Regions from separate parts of the Homo sapiens genome. Here all the other regions are linked to region 1. A link is a contact called in ENCODE Hi-C or POLR2A ChIA-PET data. All regions are on one chromosome and are shown on one strand. The core of a region is the stretch at or near the end of the contact, and the rest is flanking DNA. Distances in the headings are between cores, read along the strand shown.

Region 1 (4,573 bases), core at 987-3,486:
GCGTGTGCCATGCGCCACCACGCCCGACTAATTTTTGTATTTTTAGGAGAGATGGGTTTTCACCATGTTGATCAGGCTGGTCTCGAACTCCTGACCTCAGGTGATCTACCCACCTCGGCCTCCCAAAATACTGGGATTACAGGCATGAGCCACCATGCTTGGCCTGTCATCACTTTTCAAGAGGCAGTTTCTCCTTCTAAATCCATCTCAATCTCCAGTGAGAGAGGAGCCAGGAGCCTGGCTGCCGTGCTGCGTGGTCCATCCAGGTGGAAGGGAAGGCTATGGAGGAGAGCCAGACTCCTGCTCTTTGTTTTGGTCAGTTCAGAAGTCACTTAACCAATAAGTCCTTTCAGGGAAGGAATTCACTCTACCACTACAGAATAGTTTTGCTTCACATGTTTTCTTGACACAGAAATTTGTAGAACCACAGCCTCTTTCTTTTCTTTTCTTTTTCTTTTTCTCTTTCTTTCTCTCTTTCTTTCCTTTCCTTTCCCTTTCTTTCTTTCTTTCTTTCTTTCTTTCTTTCTTTCTTTCTTTCTTTCTTTCTTTCTTTCTTTCTTTCTGTCTCTCTCTCTCTCTTTCTTTCTTTCTTTCTTTCTTTTTCTCTTTCTCTTTCTCTCTTTCTTTCTTTCTTGACAGAGTTTCACTCTTGTCACCCAGGCTGGAGTGCAATGGTGCGATCTCAACTCACTGCAACCTCCGCCTCCCAGGTTCAAGCGATTCTCCTTCTTCTGCCTCCTGAGTAGCTGGGACTACAGGTGCCCGCCACCACACCCAGCTAATTTTTGTATTTTTAATAGAGACAGGGTTTTGCCATGTTGGTCAGGCTGGTCTCGAACTCCTGACCTTAGGTGGTCCACCTGCCTCGGCTTCCCAGAGTGCTGGGATTACAGGCTTGAGCCACTGTGCCCAGCCGCATAATTATTTTAACTGGTTCATAATAATGAGCCAGAGTTGTGCTCTGTCGCCCAGGCTGGAGTCCAGTGGTGTGATCACAGCTCACTGCAGCCTCGACCTCCCAGGCTCAGGCGATCCTCTCATCTCAGCCTCCCTAGTAGCTGAGGCCACAGGCACGTGCCACAGTGCCCGGCTAATTTTTATATTTTATTGTAGAGATGGGGATCTCACTATGTTACCCAGACTGGTTTCAAACTCCTGGGCCTGTGATCCACCTTGCTTGGATCTCCCAAAGTGCTGGGATTACAGGCGTGAGCCAGTGTACCCGCAATCTTGCATCATTTTGATTAGGAATTAGTCCTCAGAAACCAGTCATGGCAGCATGGCAGAAGAGACAGTTGAACATGTCTTGCTTTATCCACTAGGCATACTTTTTTTTTTTTTTGAGACGGAGTCTCGCTCTGTCGCCAGAGCTGGAGTGCAGTGGCGCGATCTTGGCTAACTGCAACCTCCGTCTTCCGGGTTCAAGCGATTCTCCTGCCTCAGCCTCCGGAGTAGCTGGGACTACAGGCGCGCGCCACCACGCCCGGCTAATTTTTGTATCGTAGAGACGGGGTTTCACCATGTTGGCCAGGCTGGTTTCAATCTCTTGACCTCATGACCTGCCCGCCTCGGCCTCTCAAAGTGCTGGGATTACAGGCGTGAGCCACCTCGCCCTGCTCACTTTGCATACATTTGAGTTGGGATTCTTTCGCTGCAAAACCTGATCTTCACCTAGATTCAGGTTAATTTATTAACTATTACTAATGATTGTGAACAGTGCATTCTATTAAACTTATTTTTCAGGTATGCAGTTGTGTAAATTGGTTAGACTTACTACAGTGTTTAGATCTGGAACGAAAACGTAAGGCATTTTCCATGTAACTGCTTGGAACACGACAGTTACCTGCTACTATAAAAACGGTAGTTTTCTATTTATGGAAGAGTTTTTCTTAAACTTATCTAGAATTAAAAGTTAATTTAAAGAAAGTACTAATTATGACAAAAGCAGGGAGTCGTTAGCACTTGAAACCAGAGTTTGGTACTATGAGAAGGTTTTTAATTTTAAAAAGAAGGAAAAAAAGAAACACGGACGTCAGAAAACTGGTTCAGTAGGGATGGGTGCTAGAAGGCTACGGAACCGCCGAAGGCCCAGGAGAAACCCGGAACGTGTTAACCGCTCCAACTGGAGCCGGACGAAAAAACGGCCCCGCCTCCCGCGAGGGCGACGCAGTTCGCAGGCGCGTCGGCGCGCCTGTTCTGGGGCGCTTGGCTTCACCGCGCAGGCGCGGTCGCCGCTGTTGTTGTGGTCCCCATGGAGCTGCCGTAGCGGACCCAGCACAGCCAGGAGCGTCCGGGATGAGCTCAGCCGCGGCCGACCACTGGGCGTGGTTGCTGGTGCTCAGCTTCGTGTTTGGATGCAATGTTCTTAGGATCCTCCTCCCGTCCTTCTCATCCTTCGTAAGTGGCTGCCTGGCCTCCCAAGGGCCGGTGGGGATGCCGCCCCAGTCCCCCGGCGGGTCTGGCGTAGGTACAGGGGTCTCAACTGGGCGACTGAAGGCCGTAGTAGCGTCTTGGTTGGTCCGTAAGCTTTTTTGAGATAGTTGTTAGCGTCTAAAAGGTACGACGCTTTACCCCAAAATCAGACTTTCTGGGTTCTAGGGGGTTGGGAGAAACACCGGGCAACCCTGGACTCTTCTGGCTGTGGGTGGCGGCGGCGAACCTCACACTGGGAGTTCCTAGTGCCCCGCTGTCAGCCTCGTTTCCGTTAATCCTGGTTCCTAGAGGCATTCGAGCAGCCCTCGGCCAGGGTTTCCCAGAGGCCTGGCGGGCGAAGTCAGCTGTTCCAGGTCCCGGAGAGATGGATCCTCGCGTCCAGGAGCCCACATTCTTGGGGTGGGTAGGGTGGGAGACAGGTGTAGAGAGAATCTCAGTACAGCGTGATGCCTTCAGTATCCAAGGGAGCAACCAGGTTGGGGAACACTCTCTTTCTGCCAGGTAGTGAGTACATTACCTCTGTCTCACGGCTGCTGGGAGAGGCGAGTATTATCATCCCACCCTCCTTTACCTCCCGGAGGAGTCTGGCTCAAGAGAATTTAGTGGTGGCACTAAGTCATCCACCTAGTGACTGGAGGTGGAGATTTGATTGCCTTTTGGAGCAGGGATAGGGATTTGGTGGCAAATTGGACAGGGCGTGGTGGGGTGTGGCCATGGAAGGCGGGGGTACCTTGGGAACTGTCCCCGAGAATGAGCGCCCTCCGTATGCCCACAGCAGAAATGAGGAGCTGTTGGGCAAAGGCGGAGTCCTCAAAGATTGGGCGCATTCGTTTCAGCGTTGTCTTGGAAAACAGTTCTTGCTTTTCTCTCCTAAGATAAATTGGTAGTAGTGGAGGATATTTTATTCCACCAGTATTCATTGAGTGCCTGTTTTGTGCAAAACTCTATTCTTACTCTCTCAATTGTCCTACTGTCTGCATTGTCCTGAGATATAGGGAATTCTCTTTTAACCCCTGAGTCTCCTTCAGAATCTTTCCTGATGCTATCCAGTCTTTAAGATGATGTCTCAGGCATTGCATAAAAGACTCCTGATGAGCTGGCCCATGCTCATCTTCTTGTTTTTAATTGTAAAATACACATAATATGAAGTTTATCATCTTTATCATTTTTAGGTGTACAGTTCAGTGGCATTAAGTACATTCACATTTTTGTGCAACCATTATCCCAGAACTTTATTATTATTATTTTAAGACAGGGTCTGGCTCTGTGCAGTGGTGTAATCTCGACTCATTGCAACCTCTGCCTCCCAGGTTCAAGTGATCCTCCCACCTCAGCCTCCCAAGTAGCTGGGACCACAGGCATGCACCACCACGCCCAGGTATTTTTTTGTATTTTTAGTAGAGACAGAGCTTTGCCATGTTGGCCAGGCTGGTCTCAAACTCCTGACCTCAAGCCATCCACCCATCCTGGCCTCCCAAAGTGCTGGGATTACAGGTGTGAACCACTGCACGTGGCCCCGCTCCCAGAACATTTTCTTTTTTTTTTTTTTTGAGACAGAGTCTCACTCTGTTGCCTATGTAGGAGTGCAGTGGCCTGATCTTGGCTCACTGCAGCCTCCACCTTCCAGGTTCAAGCGATTCTCCTGCCTCAGCCTCCCAGGTAGCTGTGATTACCAGTACCTGCCACCATGCCCGGCTAATTTTTGTATTTTTAATAGAGACGGGGTCTCACTATGTTGCCCAGGTTGGTCTCAAACTCCTGACCTCAAGTGATCTGTGCTCCTTGGCCTCCCAAAGTGCTAGGATTACAGGCGTGTGCCACCACGCCTGGCCCCATCCCAGAACTTTTTTTATCTCCTCTAACCGAAACTCTCGCACTCATTAAACAACAACTTTCCATTCCTACCTCTCCCTGGCAATCACCATTGTACTTTCTGCCTCTGTGAATTTGACTACTCTTGGGACCTCATATAAGTGGAATCAGACAGTATTTTTCCTTTTGTGACTGGCTTCTTTTCACTCAGCATAATATCCTTAAGGTTCATCCATGGTGTATCATGAGTCAGGATTTCCTCCCCTTTTAAGGCTGAATAGTATCCCATTGTATGTATAGGCCACATTTTGTTTATTAGTTCATCTGT
Region 2 (4,573 bases), core at 1,354-3,853, 360 kb before region 1:
CCAAGATCGTGCCACTGCACTCCAGCCTGGGTGACTGAGCGAGACTCCATCTCAAAAAAAAAAAAATGCTATCCACAAAGTTGGATAAGTACAGAAACATTGTCCCAGGAAATGAAGCCAGTGATTAGGGCAGGGGTTGGCAAGTGTTTTCTGTAAGAACCACATAGTAAATATTTTCGGCTTTTACTGGCCCATTTGGTCTTTGTTGCAACTGCTCAACTCTGCCATCAAAATGCAGGCAACAGCCGTGGATAATATGTAGTGAATGGGCATGAGCATTGTCTTAGTTAATTTTCTGTTGCTTAAAACAGAATGCCTAAAACTGGGTCATTTATAAAGAAAAGGAATTTATTTCTTACAGTTATGGAGGCTGAGAAGTCTCAGGTCAAGAGGCCACATCTGGTGAAGATCCTCTTGCTAGCCAGGACTCTCTACAGAGTCCTGTGGTGGTTGGTGCAGGGCAACCTGTGGTGAGAGGACTCAAGTCTCACTTCCTCTTGCTACAAAGCCGCCAGTTTCCCTGCCACTGTCTCCCTTCCTCTTCTTACAAAACTGCCAGTTTCCTTGCGATGATAAACCACCAATCCATTAATGCATTAATCCATTAATCCATGAATAGATTAATCCATTCATGAGGGCAGAGTTCCCATGCCCCCATCACTTCTTAAAGGCCCTATCTCTTAATATAGTGACGTTAGAGACTAAGTTTCAACATGAGTTTTGGAGAGGACATTCAAACCATAGAAGTGTGTTCTAATGAAACCACGTTTATGGATGCTAAAATGTAAACATATAATTTTCATGTTCCACAAAATATTGTTCTTCTTCTGATGTTTTCCCACACTATTAAAATATAATACTATGACTAGCTTGTGAGCCACATGAAAAGAGGCGGCAGGCTAGATTCGGGCTGTGGGCTGCAGTTCGCTGGCATCTGCTCTAGGGCCACTCTCTCAGTAACAAAAACGTGCATTCGCCTCTAATAACACGCATGTACATGTGACACTACTCAAACAGTGAGCAAGCTGAGACTGAAAAACGTATCAGTTGACACTCCAGAATGTTCTTGCTGAAATCCTTCAGTGGATCATCTCATAAAGTCCTGGGAATGCACGCTGAGGCATCCAACCTAGAAAATGAGATGAGAAACTCCTGTAAGATTTGAGTGTTCTGTTAGCCCACCATCTCCAGAGATTAAATAAATAATAATAACTATGGTGCATTCAACATCTCAATCTGAGATGTTTTAGTAAAATGAAGGCATGCTCGCATGTATTCACAAAGCCTAGAGGTGAGAAATAGAAAAGATCTCAGTATTTCAAATCTGAGTAGCGCTGTGCTTGTATCATTCAGCTCAAAATCTGCAGAAGCACTTAGACCAGTTAAAACTGTGCAATGCGGTCAAGCGTTCAAATATTTTATCTCGATCAAGAAGGAGGATGTGGGATGATGTGGGATGCCCTGCATCTTCCCCTCCCTTTTTTCCTGGAGGGTTTGAAGCCATCCCAATTCATTTTTTTCCAAAGTCTGACAATAACTCAGTGGGTCATCCCAGCCTTGGAACGAGCCATTCCTGGATGCCATGGAAATTGTCTATGGGGGATGCCTCCCCAGCTATCTTCTGCAGCCTACATCTGGACCAGTCAATAATCTGAACCCTCAGCTTTCTGGATGTGAATCTTTCCCCAGACTAGCTGAGAACTAGGGGTTACTCAAGAATGCACTAAACAATTCTTCCCCCACTACCCTGTACCTCCACAATCAAAAGTGTTAGGGGCCAGGCAGGGTGGCTCATGCCTGTAACCCCAGCACTTTGGGAGACGGAGACAGGTGGCTCGCTTGAGCCCAGGAGTTCGAGATCAGTCTGGACAATATGGCGAAACCCTGTCTCTACTAAAAATACAAAAAAATTAGCTAGGCGTGGTGGTGGGTGCCTGTAATCCCAGCTACTCAGGAGGTTGAGGCAGGAGAATCACTTGAATCTGGGAGGTGGAGGCTGCAGTGAGCGGAGATCGCACCACTGCACTCCAACTGAGGCAACAGAGCGAGATTCCATCTCAAATAAATGAAGAAATAAAATGAAAATAAAAAAGAGTGTTAGGAATAAAGCCTGTCAAATCATCATTACTGCTCCTAAGCATCTCTGGGTGCTTCTGAAATTGCTGTTAGGCTATTTGCAAGACACTGAACATTCCAGAAAGTGTGCTAGAGCATTGAGAATTCCCTCAGGGACTGTAGCTGCAGACCTTGCTCTCACATGCAAGGTGACCACGTGGCCTGCACGTTCCAGGACAGTGCCTGCTGCAAACAGTCTACCCCTTTACCTTTTACATAACTGTACTCACCGATCAGGAAAACAGACCTTGGTCAGACAGAAGCGATGGTCATAATCTCTCTGCAGATGGACTTCTAACTACATTTCTTCAAATTGCAACAAATGTAAATACAATCAGTCATACACACTCTATGCTACCACCTTCTCCCATTTTAGGGTGTTGAAAGCCCAAATTAATCACGGCTGGGTGGGGCAACTCACACCTGTAATCCCAGCACTTTGGGAGGCCCAGGCGGGGGTGGATCGCTTGAGTTTAGGAGTTTGAGACCAGCTTGGGCAACACGGCAAGGCCCCATCTCTACAAAAAAATACAAAAATTAGCCAAGCATGGTGGTGTGCTCCTGTGGTTCCAGCTACTCAGGAGGCTGAGACAGGAGGATTGCTTGAGCACAGGAGGTCGAGGCTGCAGTGAGCTGTGATCACACCACTGCACTCTAGCCTGGGTCATACAGTGAAATCCCGTCTCAAAGGAAAAAAAAAAAGTCACATGTGAAAACTTCTGGAGAGTCCAAAGACAAACACCATAGCTCATGGGCCATTAAGACAATCTGTACAAACACTCAATGAACCAATATGAAGACAGAAATCCTGGTGAATTGTATATGTATTCCAGAAGATTAAAATCAGGAAGGCAAAGGAAAATGGAGAGCTGGCACTTGGCACCCATGAAAGACCCACTTTCCCTGCCCTACCAGGTGGCATTTCTCCTTCCCACCCTCAGGATCAGCCTGGCATCAGCGATTATCTCAGCCCACTGAGGCCTGGATGCTGCTGGCTGATTTTTGTCTCTGCAGTCAGGAGCCAACCACAGGCCTCCTGAACCTCCAGCACCCTGGCTCACCCAGGACAACAACACAGATCAACTCCCAAATAAATTCCTCTCTGTTGTCCTGCAATGTGCTAATTGCCCATAATGAGCACATCATAATAATTAAGGATGACTACGCCAAACCTTTGACTGAGGTAGCAATCCTTCACCCACAAATGGCAAGGCCTTTCCTAAATCTTAATTAAAGAGCACACCAGCCACCTGAGCTGAGGCAGAGTTCTCCCACTTTCGAGATGGGGAAAATGGAGGCTCAGGGTGGCAGGTTTCTTATTCTATTCCATAAGGCACACTTGTACATTTTAATTGGTTTAAATTAAGTGCTATACATAACCTATAAGGAGGTTGTTAAATAAATTGCTTAGCCGTTGCAAAGAATGATAGGTAGTTGTAAAAATTCATGTTTTGAAGACATGGGAAAATGCTTGTTATGGAATTTTAAGAGAAATTAAGAAAGATAAGTGTTGTATTTGTAGGACGGTCTTGGTCGAGTGTGAAAATACCCGTGCTGGTGTGTGTTTGTGTGTATCAAGAGTAGATCATAATGTTAACACGGGTTCGCAGTTTCTTGGGTGATTCAAGATGAATTTTCATGTTTTCTATACTTTTTTGTCATTTCCAGATTTTCTACAACAAACATTTAATCTTTTATAATAAGAAAAAGATACATGTTTTAAAGATTTTTAAAGGTATTTTACTTTTTTTAAAAAAAGATATTTTAAAAGACTTTCCTATTCTGTTTTAAATCAGGCTCCTTGGCCCTCCCTTATTAACTCTTTAAATGCATGCAGGACATTCGCTCGGCAGCCTTCTTCTCCTGGGTCACCTGTACTTGGGTTTGTGGTGAATTGTCAAGCATGTCAGCGGGGTGGGACTCCTGCTTCAGGGGATGCCTCCCTGGAATTCACTCAGAGCGGTTGGGAATATCCAGCAAAGTCTGGGGATGCAATGTGTGGCCAAATCCCAGGTCTCCATCCAGAAGCCCCTGTGGCCCCTGCTCAGAGTCCATGGAGTGACCTTTGTGGCCACAGCTTTCCAGGAAACAGACGTGTGTGCCGGGCACCTCCTTCTCAGCCCACCCAGCTGTCTGGTGGTCAGCGAGAGGAGAAAAGGCAGCCCCAACATCAAAGACATAGCAACTGCCTGGTGACTTCCTCCCCGGCCAGCTGGAGGTGTCAGCTCGAGGCCGGACTCTGTTTCCTGCTGCCAGGGCAGCTGCTTCCCTCTTCCCTTCAACTCAGAGGTGAAAGGTTCGCACCATCTGCAAACGCCACCCTCCAGCATTTGACTCCCACACCCTAAACAAAACAGCAACCAGACATCATGAGCCCAAACTGAAACCCACCCCCCACCCCAAGGATGGGCAATGTGGAGAGACCTTTGCCCACCAACAACATTTTCCCACTACACCC
Region 3 (4,573 bases), core at 939-3,438, 260 kb after region 1:
CAGCTAGAGGAAATAGGAGGTTGAGGGCAAGATGTGCCATGGAGAGTGAAGGTGTGTGAGTCAAGGGATGATCCTATGGTGGGATGCCTGCTTCTGAGAGTCTCTTCTGCCATATTAACAAATCACGGATGCGTTTGAGTTTCCTGTCTGGACACCCATGGTTTGTTATTGTGTCTGTACTACTTTCTGAATAGGGATTATCTTCCATGCTCTTTTTTTTGTTTTTTTGACATGGAGTTTTGCTCTTGTTGCCCAGGCTGGAGTGCAATGGTGCGATCTCAGCTCACTGCAACCTCTGCCTCCTGGGTTCAAGCAATTCTTCTGCCTCAGCCTCCCAAGTAGCTGGGATTACAGGCCTGTGCCACCACACCCAGCTAATTTTGTATTTTTTTAGTAAAGACAGGGTTTTGCCATGTTGGTCAGGCTGGTCTCGAACTCCTGACCTCAAGTGATCCACCCACCTCGGCCTCCCAAACTGTTGGGATTACAGGTGTGAGCCACCGCACCTGGCCTCTTCCGTGCTGTTAATCCTCACATTCCTATCTCCTGGGACCAACTGGCTAAATGCTGGGATCTGTGTTTATTCACCTCCAATTGTCAGTTCTGTGCATGTGCTCTTAGTTTCCTTTTCCCTCTTCTCTGCATAGCTTTTTTATTCCCTTTGATACTCCAAGATTAGAATCTTTGCTAGGGCCAGGACTATATCTTTTGCATTCTCTTGTCCCAGCAACTAAGATAGGACATTTTATGTTGTGGAACTGACAAGTTTCTGAAATTTCCATCCGTGGACATGATCCACCATAAACCACAGAAGTTAAGTACTGGAATGTTTACTATCGGGCAATTTGCTCATTATCTCTAAGCCTCAGTTTCTCATCTTTAGAGCAGGGATGGTAGTATCACATGGAATCATTGTGAAGTTAATTGAGAAAATGCATGTAAAGAATTTAATGCAGTGCTTGACACATAGAGACATCACTCCATTATTGATATACTAACTTCCTCAAGAAATTAACAGAATGAACCAGGATCACAACAGTGAGACCATGCTGTGGCCTGGAGAGAAGGTGTGGAACTGCAGCTGTGCTGGGAGGGGCTGTGAGGAAGGAGCTGAGCAGAGAAATGTGACTTTAGCCAGGAGAAGCCAGGGAGGGATCCTGGGAAGAGAAACCCCGACGCCTTTCCTTGTTGTTGCTTCCCAGTGACCAAATCCAACCCCCCTGTTGTTGCTTCCCAATGACCAAATCCGGAGGACACTGGCCAACAAGGCAGCCCCAGATGATGGCATTCACAGGAGACAGGCTCCTGTGGCTTAGATAAGGACTGGCACATCTTCTTGAGGGGCTGTGCACACACCTTATTGTTGCCCACGAATTCCCTGTTTTCCACGAGTCCTTGGCCTGACCAGTGCTTCCTTCTGTACAGGATTGCAGGATCCTGGGACTGGAAAGGATCCTGTGATCACTCTCCTCACCCAGTCTCTTCATACGGAGGGAAGATCAAGGTTGTCTCCTGTGTGGCTTTGGTGGCGGTCAAATGGGGTTCTTTTTATTGGTGTTGCCAGAGTCTGCTGGGGAGCAGAGCACACAGAGCATGCTCAGAACGTGGTGGTGGAAGGGATCCGCTGTTTCTCATGACTTTTAGCCTTTACAGCGGCACCATGTTTTTACACTGAGCCATGTGTTGTCTTTCTCATTCATGGGACTGTTTCTTGCAAGTGTCTTCCTCTTAGTGTCTGTGTTTTTGGAGGGACCCTGCCCTTGAGAACAGGGGACCTGTGCTGTGCTCCTCTTGATCCCCTGGGACATTTACTATTAGGGCCGAGCACACGGGGCCAGCACATACTTTCTGAATTAAATTTCACAAGGATTACCTGGAAAGCTGTGACGTTTTCCGAGTCCTAAAACAGAGGAGCACTGTTGGTTCCTCCCTTTTCCTTTCTAGGGGCATTGTGGCAGATGTCTGTTCCTGCACTTGCAGCTCCATGAGAGGAGAAAAGCCCCCTTCCTCCCAGCAGGGCCATTGCCACTCTGATGGGCATTACAGGGAATCCTAAAGATGGAGGATCTGTGTGCGTTCCCTCTCTGGAGGGTAGAGACCAGGCATTGCATGCCAAAGCCCATCAGGTACGAGGTAACACCCAGTCCAACCCTTGCTGGCATGAAACCACTGTGTAAACTCTTGTCATGTCAGTCAGCTAAGGCTTACGACGTTTTCAACTGAAAAATCTTTGCTGCTTCCCTGTTGTATGCGGAAACAGCTGCCTGGGTGTTTGTCAGTCCTGCTGTGTTCTGTGTGTCCCAGTGTCCTTGATGGCTACCCCGCCCAGGGCTTCTTTCCTGGGAACACCTAGCAGGACTGCTCCCAGCTGTGGTTGCAGAGACAAAAGGAACAAAGGCCATTGATTGATTAACTTGCCACCAGGGAACCCACCTGCCGTGGCTTTTCTTGCAGCAGGATTCAGAGGTGCTAGAGAGACAATGGTTTTTCTAGAGTCAAAAGGGAATACTTGACAAGTCTTCTCTTAAGGTGTCAGTTTTAGAAGCAAGGAGACTTAATTGGTCTTAGGGTACATTGGGCAGTCCATGGTTTGGCTGCAAGGGAGCAAGTGAGCCCTTTGGGGACATTTTGAAAGAGGAAGGATTATTTACTGTTAGGGGCGGGGAGCAGGAAGCTTTCTGTGGCTGGATGTTTTCTGGAGCAAGTCAGGGTCAGGGTGTTGCCTTTTGGGTCCACTTGTCATAATGTCCTTGCCACACCGGGCCATTTCTCACTTTTATGTCTGTTTGATACGGAAGAGGGGAAGAGAAGTGCTGGCAAGGGAAGGGCACGGTCCCTTTAAATGATACTGAAGGGGGAAGGGCGTGGTCCCTGGTTAGGGCTCCATCCCTAGGCCTGTGCCCACGAACCTAGGTGAGGACAGGCATTTTTGTTTTCCTGCCCAAATGTTGCATTTCCCAAGACCACCCTGGCCTGCCACACCCCCATACTGTGCCTGTAAAAACCCCAAGACCCTAGCAGGCAGACACACAGGTGGCGGGACGTCGAGAGGAGCACATCAGCGGAGGAACACATGGGCGGCTGGACGTCAAGAGAAAAGCACAGACAGGCACTGACAGGCACCAGCAGGCTGCAGGCCACCGACTGGCAGAAGGATGCGGAGGCGGGCTAGGGCAGTCGGGGGAGAGCCCAGGCCGTTGAGCAGCCTGACTCCAGGGGAAAACCATCTCCCTCCTGGCTCCCCCATCTGCTGAGAGTTTCTTCCATTCAATAAAACCTTGCACTCATTCTCCAAGCCCACATGTGATCTGATTCTTCAGGTACAGCAAGGCAAGAACCCCGGGATACAGAAAGCCCTCTGTCCTTGAGATAAGGCAGGGGTCTAACTGAGCTAACACAAGCTGCCTACGGATGGCTAAACTAAAAGAACACCCTGGAACACACGCCCACTGGGGCCGCAGCAGTAAACATTCACCCCTAGACACTGCCGTGGGGTCAGAGCCCCACAGCCTGCCCGTCTTTATGCTCCCCTAGAGGTTTGAGCAGCGGGGCATGGAAGAAGCGAGTCACTCCCCCATCACACGCCCTGGGAGGAGGACAAGGGAACTTCTTCTGTTTCATGTTGACACAGAGGTGGAGTGTGTGACTAGGAGAGGGATTGTGTTTGCGAGAAGTGAGCGATAGGTGGATTGCATGCTGACTGAAGCCAGTTTCCCGTGTACAGCTCTTCAATCTTAACAGTAGATGACAAAACTGCTAATGGGACATTGGGCTGGGTGGACCTCTTTCCCACAGCCTCGCTCCCATATTACCACGAAAGGAAGGTCCACGTTAATTTCTGCCATGTAGACGGAAGCCACTTATTAAACTAACAGAACAGGTCATACTCCATGGAGTTTGTAGGTGAGGTGCCACCTCTCTTCTTTTAGGTCACCTGACTTTGCCTAGCATGAAAGATAAGTTGTAACATGTTCCAGAATTGTGATTCTGTTTCCCTTGCAAGCAGCTTCAGGCATCTGGCTCTTTCTTTCTTTCTTTCTTTCTTTCTTTCTTTCTTTCTTTCTTTCTTTCTTTCTTTCTTTCCTTCCTTCCTTCCTTCCTTCCTTCCTTCCTTCCTTCCTTCCTTCTTTCTTTTTCTTTCTTTCTTTCTTTCTTTCTTTCTTTCTTTCTTTCTTTCTTTCTTTCTTTTTTTCTTTCTCTCTCTCTCTCTCTTTCTTTCTTTCTTTTTTTTTGACAGAGACTCCCTCTGTCACCCAGGCTAGAGTGCAGTGGCGCGATCTCTGCTCACTGCAACCTCCACCTCCTGGGTTCAAGCAATTCTCCTGCCTCAGCCTCCTGAGTAGCTGGGATTACAGGCGGGTGCCACCACGCCTGGCTAATTTTTGTATTTTTAGTAGAGATGGGGTTTCACCATATTGGTCAGGCTGGTCTTGAACTCCTGACCTCATGATCCACCTGCCTCGGCCTCCCAAAGCGCTGGGATTACAGGGGTGAACCACTGCGCCCAGCCCAGCACGCATCTGGCATTTTCTAAGTCACTGGCCCCTGCATCCTGTAGCTCTCCTAGCGGCTA

The links. A loop is a pair of places that touch in the nucleus more often than their neighbours do. ChIA-PET counts read pairs that join two places held with the same protein, here RNA polymerase II (POLR2A). Pooled maps may share reads with other maps.
Region 2: a map with no recorded cell type shows a loop between it and region 1 (2.8-fold over the local background). The contact joins the promoter of LINC02940 here to the promoter of GET1-SH3BGR in region 1. A Hi-C loop is called at or near these places in 3 of 37 single-sample maps with no recorded cell type and 5 of 50 pooled maps.
Region 3: a map of PC-3 shows a loop between it and region 1 (3-fold over the local background). The contact joins the enhancer-like site here to the promoter of GET1-SH3BGR in region 1. A Hi-C loop is called at or near these places in 1 of 168 maps with a recorded cell type or tissue (PC-3). POLR2A ChIA-PET finds 5 or more read pairs at or near these places in 1 of 52 experiments (WTC11).

The regions. Positions count from the first base shown.
Region 1 is chr21:39,378,090-39,382,662 of GRCh38, forward strand. It overlaps GET1-SH3BGR (GET1-SH3BGR readthrough), which reads left to right and starts at 2,237. Exons shown (of 14, transcript NR_146618.2): 1 at 2,237-2,397. GET1 (guided entry of tail-anchored proteins factor 1) reads left to right here and starts at 2,237. Exons shown (of 5, transcript NM_004627.6): 1 at 2,237-2,397. The coding sequence starts at 2,296.
Region 2 is chr21:39,016,653-39,021,225 of GRCh38, forward strand. LINC02940 (long intergenic non-protein coding RNA 2940) reads right to left here and starts at 2,604. Exons shown (of 7, transcript XR_007067867.1): 1 at 2,346-2,604; 2 at 1-1,129. RefSeq lists an enhancer at 539-608.
Region 3 is chr21:39,635,268-39,639,840 of GRCh38, forward strand. All of the region lies in intron 1 of B3GALT5 (beta-1,3-galactosyltransferase 5), which reads left to right. Among named protein-coding and RNA genes, the nearest start is that of B3GALT5, 25 kb to the left of the region's middle. RefSeq lists an enhancer at 4,523-4,573. Within about 2 kb of position 2,189, at least 5 of the 41 ENCODE cell types and tissues checked have a DNase peak (open chromatin) inside an H3K27ac peak, as active enhancers do.